Linked DNA regions of Homo sapiens: regions 2 and 3 are each linked to region 1. The links are chromatin contacts, found by Hi-C or POLR2A ChIA-PET in ENCODE. All regions are on one chromosome and are shown on one strand. The core of a region is the stretch at or near the end of the contact, and the rest is flanking DNA. Distances in the headings are between cores, read along the strand shown.

Region 1 (3,830 bases), core at 394-2,893:
ATGGATCCCAAGTTAAGTAAGATGGAACAACAAAAAATTGTGAGCATCCAGCCCCAAAATGCATATAATAATTTGTATCTAATTTCTATAAACGTTCCATGGTACTACATTATAAAAAAACACAAAAAATAGAAAGTAAAAAAGAATACGAAAAACTAAATAGAAATACATGTTCTATATTTCCTTCCCATACCCTAATGACTCATTTCATGTACTCACTTTGGAGATCACAAGTCTAGACGATAACATTCAGAAAATCATGTGTAGTAATTCCACAGTCAGTAAACTTAGCAGCTCTAGTCCTAGCTAGCCATATCTTGCAAATACACAAGGAGCTGCAAACAAAAATTACTGGCAAGAGAGTGTTGAAAGATTAACAAATTTTCTCAATTTAAAAAAAAAAGTCAAAGAACATGTCTTTTATTCTATGTACTACGGTCAAAAGAAACTGCACTAAATCATTTGTGATAAAGTTTATAGTTAGCATACTTTATTTTATATAAATCTAGATATCAGTTTTTAAGATAATATATAACAAATATTTTAAATCAGCAATTATATAAAGGAGTATCTTTTTCAAGATCAAAATAATGGTATTTAAGAGTTGCTATGACTGGACTCGTTTCTACTCCTCTAGCAATATTTCCCATTGCTCCTAATAAGTAGTGTTGCCAGACTTTTTCTCAAAAATGTCTCATGCTTTCTTTCTGCTTCTGCTCCTCTGTACTTGCTGGGGTCTTCACCCTTTTCTCTTCCTCTTTACATTCTACCCATTCTTTAAAGGCCTTGTGAAGGCCTTTAAGTGACCTCCTCTTTTCTATTACCTATGTGTCTCATGGCCACTCCCTCAGCTGTTTCACAGAGCTTTATTTATACTCACTTCCTTTAAAGTATTTATTATAGTCTTTCTCTTGGTATAGCTGTCTCTCAACTGTAAACTTCTTAAGAACAGGGATATTGTCTTCTTGGGTTTATATATTCTCCATAGCAACTAGCACTGTCTTTAACATTGTTATTGCTCGATAAATTTATATTGATTAAAATGAATACTCAGAAGTGCATGTGAACATTTAAAATAGAAATACAAATGAAGTGAGCTACAAAAGTTTTTTTGTACAAGGGTATATTTCAAATATAATTTGTTATGGGAGGTGGGAAGAAAAGTGAAGGAGGAAGAGAACCATGAAATAAATTCTTAAGCGCACTAAGCCTATCTGGCACTGTGAATAGGGACTATTTCCTAAACCAATCCAAGAAACTTTAAACCTTCGCGGGGCAGGGGGGGAGGGGGAGAGGGGGCGGTTTCTTTGAGAAATTAGTTTCATCTGCACATTTACTAGTTAAAAATCCTACTTGAAAGAAAACAAATGGCCCAAATGAATACAAACCTTTCCCTCCCATAAAATAATAATTTTAAAAAATAGAGGTTTTTTTTGGTGGGGGGAAGGGACGTTAGGAAATGTAATTTTCTCGTTGCTTACCTGATGTTACTCCTGGGTTATGGCTGGACGCAGGCTGTAGCTTGTGCTGTATTTTAGAAGGACACCTGTTCTCCCCACCCCACCCCCGTCCTAGTAGGTGAAAAACTTAGCCACGCAGAGAGCACAAACTTCCTGATCCTTCGATGCAGAGAAGGAATAACACATCAGCTTCCTCAGGATCACTAGGCAACCTACCTTGGTGTTTCTTCATTGCGCCAATCAGAAATCACCAAGGTTGAGTCCCGCCAATCGGAGCTCACAGGGGGAGGCTCTCCCCCAGCTATTCTGTTGCGATCCAGACAAACACCACCAAAAGGAGGCAGGTTTGCGTTCAACCTGACAGCTGGTCAATCCAATGAAGGAACCTTGGTGGAAGAGAGGAAAGAGGGCTGCGCTCCCCACCCCCATTAAACCAGCCAATCAAAGCGCTGAGTGAGCTAACATGGGCTGCCAATCTCGAAAGGTTTCTGTGGGTTAATTTCAGCGTAGCAGGTGTGTTGCTGTAGTAGCGTATACTGGGACAATTAAGTGAGATGTGTTGGGATCCAAGCAATACAGCTAAAAATAAATAAATATTTTTACATTGGTTGTTTCTGACAGTCAGTTTATCCTTGACTTGACTGTTCCAGAAAAACATGATCTGGGTCAGTTTGTGTACGTTTATATGGTTTACCTTAAACAGGATGAATACATTTCTACCATCGCATATGTACCAGCATTCCCTATAGCGCTTATTACTGACAAACCCATGGATGTGTATGTTTTTGGAATATGGCTGCTGAAACTACAAGCGGCAAACAGACCAAGTTTTAAGTCTTCCTTTTTCTAAAGCAAAGAAAGCAGGCAAGGCTGGAACTAGCTCCCAGGTTTCTCATTAAAAGCACAGCATTTTTCATACTACCACTCAAAAATTCTAGAAAGTGTGCTCAACTCTTCTTGCAAAGTAATAGCTACCGAAATCATCTAAAAATTAGTATTCCCTATCCCCCCATCCTCCTACCAGCCTTTCAAATGAATGAAGCCATATTTCCTGCTACTTAAATAAAAATTAGAAGCGATAAAAGGGCCTACGTACTGAACAATATTTTATTTATGCTGCAAAAAATGCCATACTTTAAAAATCAGTCTTTTTGTCCTGTAAAAAAAAGCATAGTAAAGGTAAAGCACCAATTCTTAAATTGTACATTATATATTAAAATGTTAATACATTATGTCAAAATATTGAAGAACATTGTTTTAATAACAGCACAATGACAAAAGAGCCAGTTAAATGGTATAATTTTAACATAAGTAAAAAGTGAATCCATACCAAATTTTAATACCAAAGTAAACATTACTGTTTAGAAAAATGGCATTAGAGGGCCTTAACAGTTAGTATATATTTAAAGGAAATATTAAGTAGGTAATGAACAAAATCAATTTTGAAATTTTACTTATTACCGAATCAATTATGACATTTGTACTTTTGCTTTTATTCAAAAGTTCTATTGGATTTATCTCAAGATTAAGGACCACAATATGACAGTCAGCCAAAAACTTAGTTTTAGTGTACAAACTGCTTTAAACTACATATACATCTTCAGAGTTAGGGAAATATAATATAGGGTCCTTCAGTTTAAATGGTGAGAAGAACTCTGCAAGCCTGCAGAACAAAAATAATTTTTATATATGTTCCTTTGGTTCACTAAACTTTCTCCTTTTTGGCACTGACTCTTGACTAGAAGAATCAAAGTGATGGAGGACCTGTCAAAAGAAAACAACTACTAAGAATAGATACTTTCCTGTTTAAATGTCTTTAATTGTAGATTTTTTCATGTATCTGAGATTTCTCTTCTTTTTAAAAAAATTTATGCCTAGCATACCTAGCATAACTATATCTGGGTTTCTTAAAAGTAGAGTAAAATTTATTATTAACATCTTCCAATGGCTGCTGAAAGTATGTACTTGCAAAATGTATAATCTTCAGTAGGGCTGCTCTAGAAGTGAGAAGATAGATTTAACATTATGTCCTCAAAATAGCCAAATATTTCAGAGCAATAAGAAGGGAAAAAAGATTTTAAAATGAACTACAAATAGAAAAACATTCTACCTTGGAATCATGTACGATTTAAATCATGTCTTGCTTTTGTACTCTTGAGACGTTAACATTTGAGTTTTAAAAATAGTCTTAGGTTTTCAGTTGTTTAATTCTAACCTACTAATAATACTAAAATATCTAGTTGGAAAAATATGAATAATTATCTCAGAAATGGCAAATACATTATCTGATTTGGTAAAATAAGGTTCTAAATATGAAACAACTATAGGGTTTAAGTCAGGAAAATATTTTTTTCTCCAGAGGTACTAGGA
Region 2 (3,830 bases), core at 625-3,124, 810 kb before region 1:
TAAAAAGGAGATTAACTCTGTAGTCCCGCCTATATTGCATGGCCTCCAGAAAAGCAAATGAGGTGGTAAGTGTAAATTAAAAGCTCCTCTCCTTTAAGAGGGGAACACCATGAGGGGAGAGTAAGAAAAGGAGAAGGAAAAGGCTCTTTCCAGTGACCAACACGCTGAATTTGATGAAAATCCATAAGAGGTTATGCTAAACTGAGAAGCATAAGGGTGGATCTACCATTGCCACCTCCTCTTTGTAGCAAAAAAAATCTTAACACGGCCCCCTCCCAGCTGTTGCACTGAGGTGACTAAGGATACATTTTGAGGAAGTAGCTCCAAGAACATTTCCATTTTCACTGTGCCTTCACATACATCTAATGGAAATGAACAGCACCCTTCATCCATCCACGGAAGCGATTAAGAAAAGGGTGGGATGGAAAAATTAACCCAACAATATTAGATCAATACGTAGTATTTAAGTGTCCATAATGTGCCAGGCTGAAGATGCACGGGAAAACCACACTAGCCGGTCTGTCAAGGGCTTGAGAATACCATAAACAAGAAAACAGACGAACCAATTTCAGACAGCTGCTAGAAGGAAGATAAAATGAGACAGGCAAGTATGAGAGGCGCGAATTCCTGAGTGGATGACGTAGGTCTCTGAGAGGTGACTTTTGAGCCCGTATCTACATGGTAAGTGCCTCGCAGTGACCTGGGGCCGTAGCGTTACCATTTAAAGCACAGACCATTAAATGCAGAAATTATCAACAAAATGAGAAATAGGAATTTCAAAGTCTCAAAGTGAACGACGGAAACTGAAATCTACAAATTAGAAAAAGGCGCAGAATTTTGAATATTCTTGTCGCCCAATCAGGACAAGGCTGGGACCCGGCTGCGCGGCCTTCGTCCAAAATACACAGAACGGCTGGTATCCACAGGAGGCCCCATCGCACGGCAGAACTGGTGACCGGACACAAAAGCTGCTGCCAAGCGTCAGTCATACAGAGCTGTCACGCAGTGTTTGCGGAACCCGGGCTGAATTGTGTCCTGGAGTTCTCTTAAATGACAGCCGAACTCAGCCACTTCGTTTTAGAATGAAACAGACCCAAGGAGCCACCAGGGCGCGTGTGGGGCGGGAGTGGGGGCGGGTAAAGAGGCGGATTCCCAACAGCCTAATTGAGAACCGACTCCTGGGAAGGCTAAGCAGCACAATGAGTAAAGACACGCTCTAGATTCAAAAGCAAATCCAATGACGCACTGGGGACCTCGAGTTCCAAATAGTTAAAAAGCTACGTATGCCATTTCCCATGACCTTCACACTAAAATAACTTACTTTATGAAAAGAAACTAAGGGAATAAGTGAACAAGCTCTTTTCTAGTGATTAGGTGGGTGGCTCTGAAAAGAGCCTTTGGAGTCAAGCAGCCGGCGACTCGAGCGAGCGAGCGCCAGGTCCCGGCAGGGACTCACTTGGAGCTGGTGTACTTGGTGACCGCCTTGGTGCCCTCGGACACGGCGTGCTTGGCCAGCTCGCCGGGCAGCAGCAGGCGCACGGCCGTCTGGATCTCGCGGGATGTGATGGTGGAGCGCTTGTTGTAGTGCGCCAGGCGGGAAGCCTCTCCCGCGATGCGCTCGAAGATGTCGTTGACGAAGGAGTTCATGATGCCCATGGCCTTGGACGAGATGCCGGTGTCGGGGTGGACCTGCTTCAGCACCTTGTACACGTAGATGGAGTAGCTCTCTTTGCGGCTGCGCTTGCGCTTCTTGCCGTCTTTCTTCTGGGCTTTGGTGACGGCTTTCTTGGAGCCCTTTTTAGGGGCCGGAGCGGATTTTGCCGGTTCAGGCATGGTAAGACACAGTACAAACGCGGCTTAGCCAAGAAAAGAAGTAAGAGAATGGGCGGGCCTGATTCTTTTATAACCACCTTATGCAAATTAGGGCTCCGAAAGTCGTTCATTTCCATTGGTCCGTGTGCGGACCTTGCGTTTTCAGCAATGCGTACGTAACAACACCGACTCTTGACTTGATTGGCCGGTTCTGAAGCCATATTAGGACCAATGAAAAACTCGTTCTTGACCCCACCCCTAGGAAAGCTTATAAAGGCTTTCCTCTTGGTTCTCTTTCAATCTTATTTTGTTGCGAGGTTCTGAGCGTTGTCTGTGTTTAACCTTGATTTCAGTCATGTCTGGTCGTGGCAAACAAGGAGGCAAGGCCCGCGCCAAGGCCAAGTCGCGCTCGTCCCGCGCTGGCCTCCAGTTCCCGGTAGGGCGAGTGCACCGCTTGCTGCGCAAAGGCAACTACGCGGAGCGGGTGGGGGCCGGCGCGCCCGTCTACATGGCGGCGGTCCTCGAGTACCTGACCGCCGAGATCCTGGAGCTGGCGGGCAACGCGGCTCGGGACAACAAGAAGACGCGCATCATCCCTCGTCACCTCCAGCTGGCCATCCGCAACGACGAGGAACTGAACAAGCTGCTGGGCAAAGTCACCATCGCCCAGGGCGGCGTTTTGCCTAACATCCAGGCCGTTCTGTTACCAAAGAAAACCGAAAGCCACAAAGCCAAAAGCAAATAAATGCAGACAAACAAACCAAGACCAAAGGCTCTTTTTAGAGCCACCCAAGTTTTCAAAAAAAGAGCTAATGCGCTATTTCGTGATCAGCCCTTCATTTGACACTTTGGTGGCTCTTAAAAGAGCCTTTGGGGTGAATGAGTATGGTGTCAAGCCTCTTAATTACTTGTTCTTGCCAGGCTTGTGACTCTCCGTTTTCTTGGGCAACAGGACAGCCTGGATATTGGGCAAGACGCCGCCCTGGGCAATGGTGACACCCCCGAGTAACTTGTTGAGCTCTTCGTCATTCCTCACGGCTAGTTGCAGATGGCGAGGGATGATGCGCGTCTTCTTGTTGTCCCGAGCCGCGTTGCCCGCCAGCTCCAGAATTTCCGCGGTCAGGTACTCGAGGACCGCCGCCAGGTACACCGGGGCGCCTGCCCCGACCCGCTCCGCGTAGTTGCCTTTGCGCAGCAAGCGGTGCACTCGCCCCACCGGGAACTGGAGACCAGCGCGGGACGAGCGCGACTTGGCCTTAGCGCGGGCCTTGCCTCCCTGCTTTCCGCGTCCTGACATTACGGCTAAAATTGCAGTTACAGCTTCTTTTACAAGGAGAAGAATGTGGAAAGAATAACCAATTTGATGTAATTTATAAGAGCTACCGGGAGGGGTGAAGGGAAGTCGTTTGATTGGCTAAAAGCGGAGCCGTATCTAACAGCCAATAGAAAAGCAGAAAGCCGCCTCTTGGTTTGCGTCCTGCACTGAAAGGAAATGACGGATTTTGTAAGTATCTACCAATCGCTGAGAGCCACATTAAAGCCCCTTATTTGCATGCCAGGATCTTTAAAGAGAGCAGGCTTTCAAACAAAATACTGGTTTTGTTTTACTGAGAGGCACTGTGGGTTTTTGTTTTGTTTTGCTTTGCTTTGTTTAGTTTACAGCCGGGAAATCCCAATATGGACCCTAAGGAACTGCAGAAGACATCCTTAGACGGAGAGTTACTCTCACGAAAGAGTAGGGGATTCTGAAGCCGATGATCCCCTTGAGCTCTAAACTGCCAAGTCCCGCCCTTTCTGTCTCGTCACAGCCAAATTCCCTTTAAAAATACATGTACTACTAAGGCTGCCTCCTTTCTCGCCCCTAAACTTAAGTCGCCCGCAGCGGCGTGTCTCCGCCCCACCCCCACCCGCCTGCACTCCTCGGAATCCGGTTTGACCGAGGCTAGAATAGATTTGTCATCCTCCTCTTGACCTCCAGGAGGCGGCCTTCAAACTTGCTCCCTTGGCTTTCAAAATGT
Region 3 (3,830 bases), core at 732-3,231, 630 kb after region 1:
GCTATCACAGGCTGAGAGAGACATGGCAGCAACTAGTTGCCTAAGTCTCAGTTCACTCCAAGTTCTCTTTTCCAGCCAGCTTCCTCAAAGTGCTTTCCCACAAACATACTTTCTACCTATAGAATCTGGAGTTATGGATCAAGTACGTGAGGAACAGGACAGAAAATCAGCCACTTAATGCACTGGGGGAAAAAGCAAAGCAGATGAAGGAAGCAGGCCTGGAGCTTGTCTTTCAAAATGACTTACACCCCTGGTTGTGGACTAGAAACATCTGACAGAAAGACCAAGGTGAAGGAAAATTCTCAGGATGACTAAACCACTACTAATAAATACCTTTTGCCTGAGGAACCCAAAATGTTTTGTAAACAAATAAACCAAATCTGATTTTTTCCCCCAACCCACATCCTGCTACCAACTTATTACTGCACTGATGCCTACAGAGAGTGGGCATTTTCCAAAAGGATCACTCTAGAGGTCAAGTGAGGAAGTCACATGCTGAACCCAGGAGTCCCGATTCTGAATGTACAAGCTCTTTCCATTGTCTCATGTTCCTTTTTCCAGTTATACCCTTACCCCACTCCAGGCCTGAATTCTTATGGAACCAACCAAAACTATTCTAGTAAACCACAAGAATAAACTGATTCCTCATGGATCTGGACAGGGGTGAGAAGGCACTCTATTCTGTGATTCCTTTAACAAAAGCCTAAAATTAAATAATCTGAAACAAGTTTTCTCACAATCTCATTCAATTTCCACGCAGGCCTGTTCATCCCTCTTAGTGGCTGCTCCGGAGTAGTCAACCAAGTGTAATCTGATAGGGACTTCTTCAAAACTTGCTCCGGCCTTCAGAAACACCCTTCTGTCCTGAACGGCCTGAGGCAGCTGAGGCTCCCCCTGCTCACAACACATTTTTCTTCTTAGTTCAAGGTTTAGTTGATCCTGAAATAAGTGGTATGTGGAGATAAAGAGTGTAACAGAGAACACATGAAGCCCACGGGAAAAACAGAACAAATGTCACAAGGATCAGAGAAATCCCTGAAACTCGAGGGAGGTGTCAAAGTTGGAAATCCTGAATGGGAAGGGCACTGTCAAATCTCTCCCCTACAGACAGAAACCTCTAGAAAGTTGGGGGATTGAGGAGGGAGAAAGAGAAGCTAAAGAAAGTTATAGGGATCATAATGCATCCCAGAGAAGAGTGAGGACTAGGTTCAAAGTAAGAATGTAAATGGTACTTTTGGATTGATGACAAGGGCCCGAGATCCCTTAAGGAGAAGGGAACAGGCAATTCTTGGAAGCCAGGAGCTGGCTGGGTAGGTGGGTGACAGTGAGGTAATGGAATCAGAAGCAGCACAGGAAGACAGGGATGCAATCTTTAGCTCAGGGAAATGGGAACCCAGTGCTGGAGTTGCACAGGGACATAGGAGGAAAAGTGCAAACTAGGAAAAGAGATAAAGGTGGAGTCCATGGAAAAGGTTTGGGGCAGGGGCAGAGACGACGAGGAAGGACAAGGATGGGCATTATGGGAGTCGTCTGATATGGAAAGGGTTCATGACTTAAAAAAAAGAATTATTCGAGACGTAGGCAACAGGGATGAGTGAGGGAGGGGGGAATCCCCGAGGCAGAGGGAGGAGCTAATAGAAGAGGAAGCCAAAAAGCGGAGGAGGACCCCAGGCCTGAGAGGAAAGGGTGGAGAAGGAACCCGGGGTGCAGCTGACACCAAGAGGGCAGTTTCGTAGTCGAACTCAGGTGGGGAAGACTGTGCGGGACAGGGTGGGAGAGGGACCCCCCCCCCCACCCAACAGGGCAAAGGTGACTCATGAAGGAGGAGTAGCTTACCTCTGGGGGACCCCCGCGGAGGGGGTGCGGGCAGTCGCGGTTGGACTGCCGACACTGCCGCCTCAGCAGCAGCGACCGCTCCCGGGTTCCATTGGCCGCCTGCGCTTCCCTGACAGCGGCCGCGGAGGCTGCACCAGGCCCCGGCTGCGGGGCTGCCCGCGGCGCCGCCTGAGGGGGCCTTCAGGCTGCCACAAGTTCGACCGGGCCACACAACCTCTTCTTCCTCCCTCAGTACAACCAAGACCAAAAAAATAATAAAATAAAATAAAATTCCCCAGCAGGTCTCGATGTAGTATTCTTCTCCGGAGTCCAAGCCAAGCCTTTCTTCCCAGGATACGCTTTCCTGCTTCCCCAGCGGTCAGGACCCTACCGATTCCATAGTAATCTAAGGAGTCGGGTGAGCTGCCTGGAACATGCCTGTTCAGAAATAGAAAAGGGGGCGGGGAAAAGATGTTTGGAAGCTCTCGAGGGAGAGAGGGCGAAGGGAGGAGCTTACGGGTGGGAGGAGGGGCCAATATTTAAGAAGCGGACCTAAGCGATAGCGTTTGCGAGGCTAAAGAAGCCGAGAGAGAAGTAAAATTTGCTGCATAAGTAGGGTGAGCAGGCGGCCGTGGGTGCCCTGTTAAAGAAGTATGGACATATGCATACTTCCAGAAGTATATTAACATGCAAGTTATATGTAAACGACCGTTTGAGTAACTAACCAAATTACCGTAATTGCAATCAATGACTTTTCCCCCTCCCGTATGCTACAAGACTCCCTTAGTAAATCAGGCCGTGGGATGGACGCTGGGTTCCTAGAAGGGCGCGCAGGAAGACGGCGGACGGGGAAGACGTTCTTTCTGACTGCCCTTTTCCTACTTATCTTGGAGGACGATGCGGAGTTTAAGCTCCTTAACATTTCGGGAATGGCGCGGTCCAACCGCGTCAGTCTTTTCGCCGTTAGAGGCCCGACTCGAGGCCGTGGTTCTGCCTCCGAGGTCACCAACCTGCCTGGGCAGCCTGTGACCTCCAGCATCCATATGCCCAGCCCTCCAGGGAGGGGCTGGACAGGGCCAGGTTGGGAGAGGTGAGTGAAACGACAAAGGCTTGGAGGGCACAATCCCTTCTTCCAAACAAAACGAAACCATATTAGGCCAAACAAATAAACAAAAACACGCCATGCAAATGGGCCTCTGGTGTTGCTTTTGTGTATTTTTCGTTTGTTTGTTTGTTTTGTAAAGACAGGGTCTTGCTATGTTGCCCAAGCTTGTCTCGAACTGTTAGCCTCAAGCAATCTGCCGGCCTCAGGTACCAAAGTGCTGGGATTATAGGCCCGACCTCGCCCAGCAAGTTTTTTGTGTATTTTTCGGTTAAGATTGTTGATTTAGAGCCCTCTTTGTCCTCAGAACCTCTATCTCAATGCCTTTCCTAGGGCTTTACTTAATATGCAATGCCCCTCATTAGTGCCTTACTTAATACATTGAGGCTAGTTATTTGAGCCCGGGTCTTGAATGCCATCTTCCCTGCCACTTACAAGCCGTTTGATTTGGAATAACTAATGTAACCTCTTTAAACCTCAGTTTCTATGTCTACAAAGAAGACATATGGATGAAGTAATATTAGCCCATTACAGGGTTTTGTTAGGATCAAGAGAGTACAAGTTGCTACTATAGTACTTTATTATTAATTATTGGGACAATCATACAGGATAGATGATGAAAGAGTCACTGCTACAATGTTTAATTGGAAGGCAGAATAAAGTGTAATAGCTTGAAAATGCCTGTGTAAAACATGCAGTATATACAACAGTAGAACAAATGGGGTACCTAACCTAATTGCTGAAGGGACATAGTGGAGTTTAAGTTAATTTGGAAGGCCTATATGTGTATGGACACACACACATACACACACACACACACACACACACACACACACACACACCAGTATATGGTGAATGAATGAATGGAAGGCTTCTTAGAAATATTGTGAGTCAGGTCTTAGAATAGATATTG

Evidence for each region. Hi-C counts contacts between places; a loop is a spot of excess contacts on that map. ChIA-PET counts read pairs that join two places held with the same protein, here RNA polymerase II (POLR2A). Pooled maps may share reads with other maps.
Region 2: a loop to region 1 is called in a pooled map, with 8 times the contacts of the local background. The contact joins the promoter of H2BC21 here to the promoter of GOLPH3L in region 1. A Hi-C loop is called at or near these places in 6 of 50 pooled maps. POLR2A ChIA-PET finds 5 or more read pairs at or near these places in 3 of 52 experiments (CD4-positive, alpha-beta T cell, T-cell and naive thymus-derived CD4-positive, alpha-beta T cell).
Region 3: a map of CD4-positive, alpha-beta T cell shows a loop between it and region 1 (3-fold over the local background). The contact joins the promoter of PI4KB here to the promoter of GOLPH3L in region 1. A Hi-C loop is called at or near these places in 1 of 168 maps with a recorded cell type or tissue (CD4-positive, alpha-beta T cell) and 6 of 50 pooled maps. POLR2A ChIA-PET finds 5 or more read pairs at or near these places in 1 of 52 experiments (PC-3).

What each region holds. Positions count from the first base shown.
Region 1 is chr1:150,695,511-150,699,340 of GRCh38, forward strand. It overlaps GOLPH3L (golgi phosphoprotein 3 like), which reads right to left and starts at 1,644. Exons shown (of 5, transcript NM_018178.6): 1 at 1,482-1,644. It overlaps HORMAD1 (HORMA domain containing 1), which reads right to left. Exons shown (of 15, transcript NM_032132.5): 15 at 2,550-3,224. The coding sequence ends at 3,144.
Region 2 is chr1:149,884,808-149,888,637 of GRCh38, forward strand. H2BC21 (H2B clustered histone 21) reads right to left here and starts at 1,875. Exons shown (of 1, transcript NM_003528.3): 1 at 1-1,875. The coding sequence starts at 1,833. The coding sequence ends at 1,453. H2AC20 (H2A clustered histone 20) reads left to right here and starts at 2,111. Exons shown (of 1, transcript NM_003517.3): 1 at 2,111-2,604. The coding sequence starts at 2,168. The coding sequence ends at 2,557. H2AC21 (H2A clustered histone 21) reads right to left here and starts at 3,158. Exons shown (of 1, transcript NM_175065.3): 1 at 2,662-3,158. The coding sequence starts at 3,109. The coding sequence ends at 2,717. RefSeq lists enhancers at 478-1,071, 849-928, 1,339-1,428, 1,499-1,788, 2,109-2,178 and 5 more.
Region 3 is chr1:151,325,435-151,329,264 of GRCh38, forward strand. PI4KB (phosphatidylinositol 4-kinase beta) reads right to left here and starts at 1,982. Exons shown (of 12, transcript NM_001369623.2): 1 at 1,837-1,982. RefSeq lists an enhancer at 1,490-2,414 and a silencer at 2,350-2,419.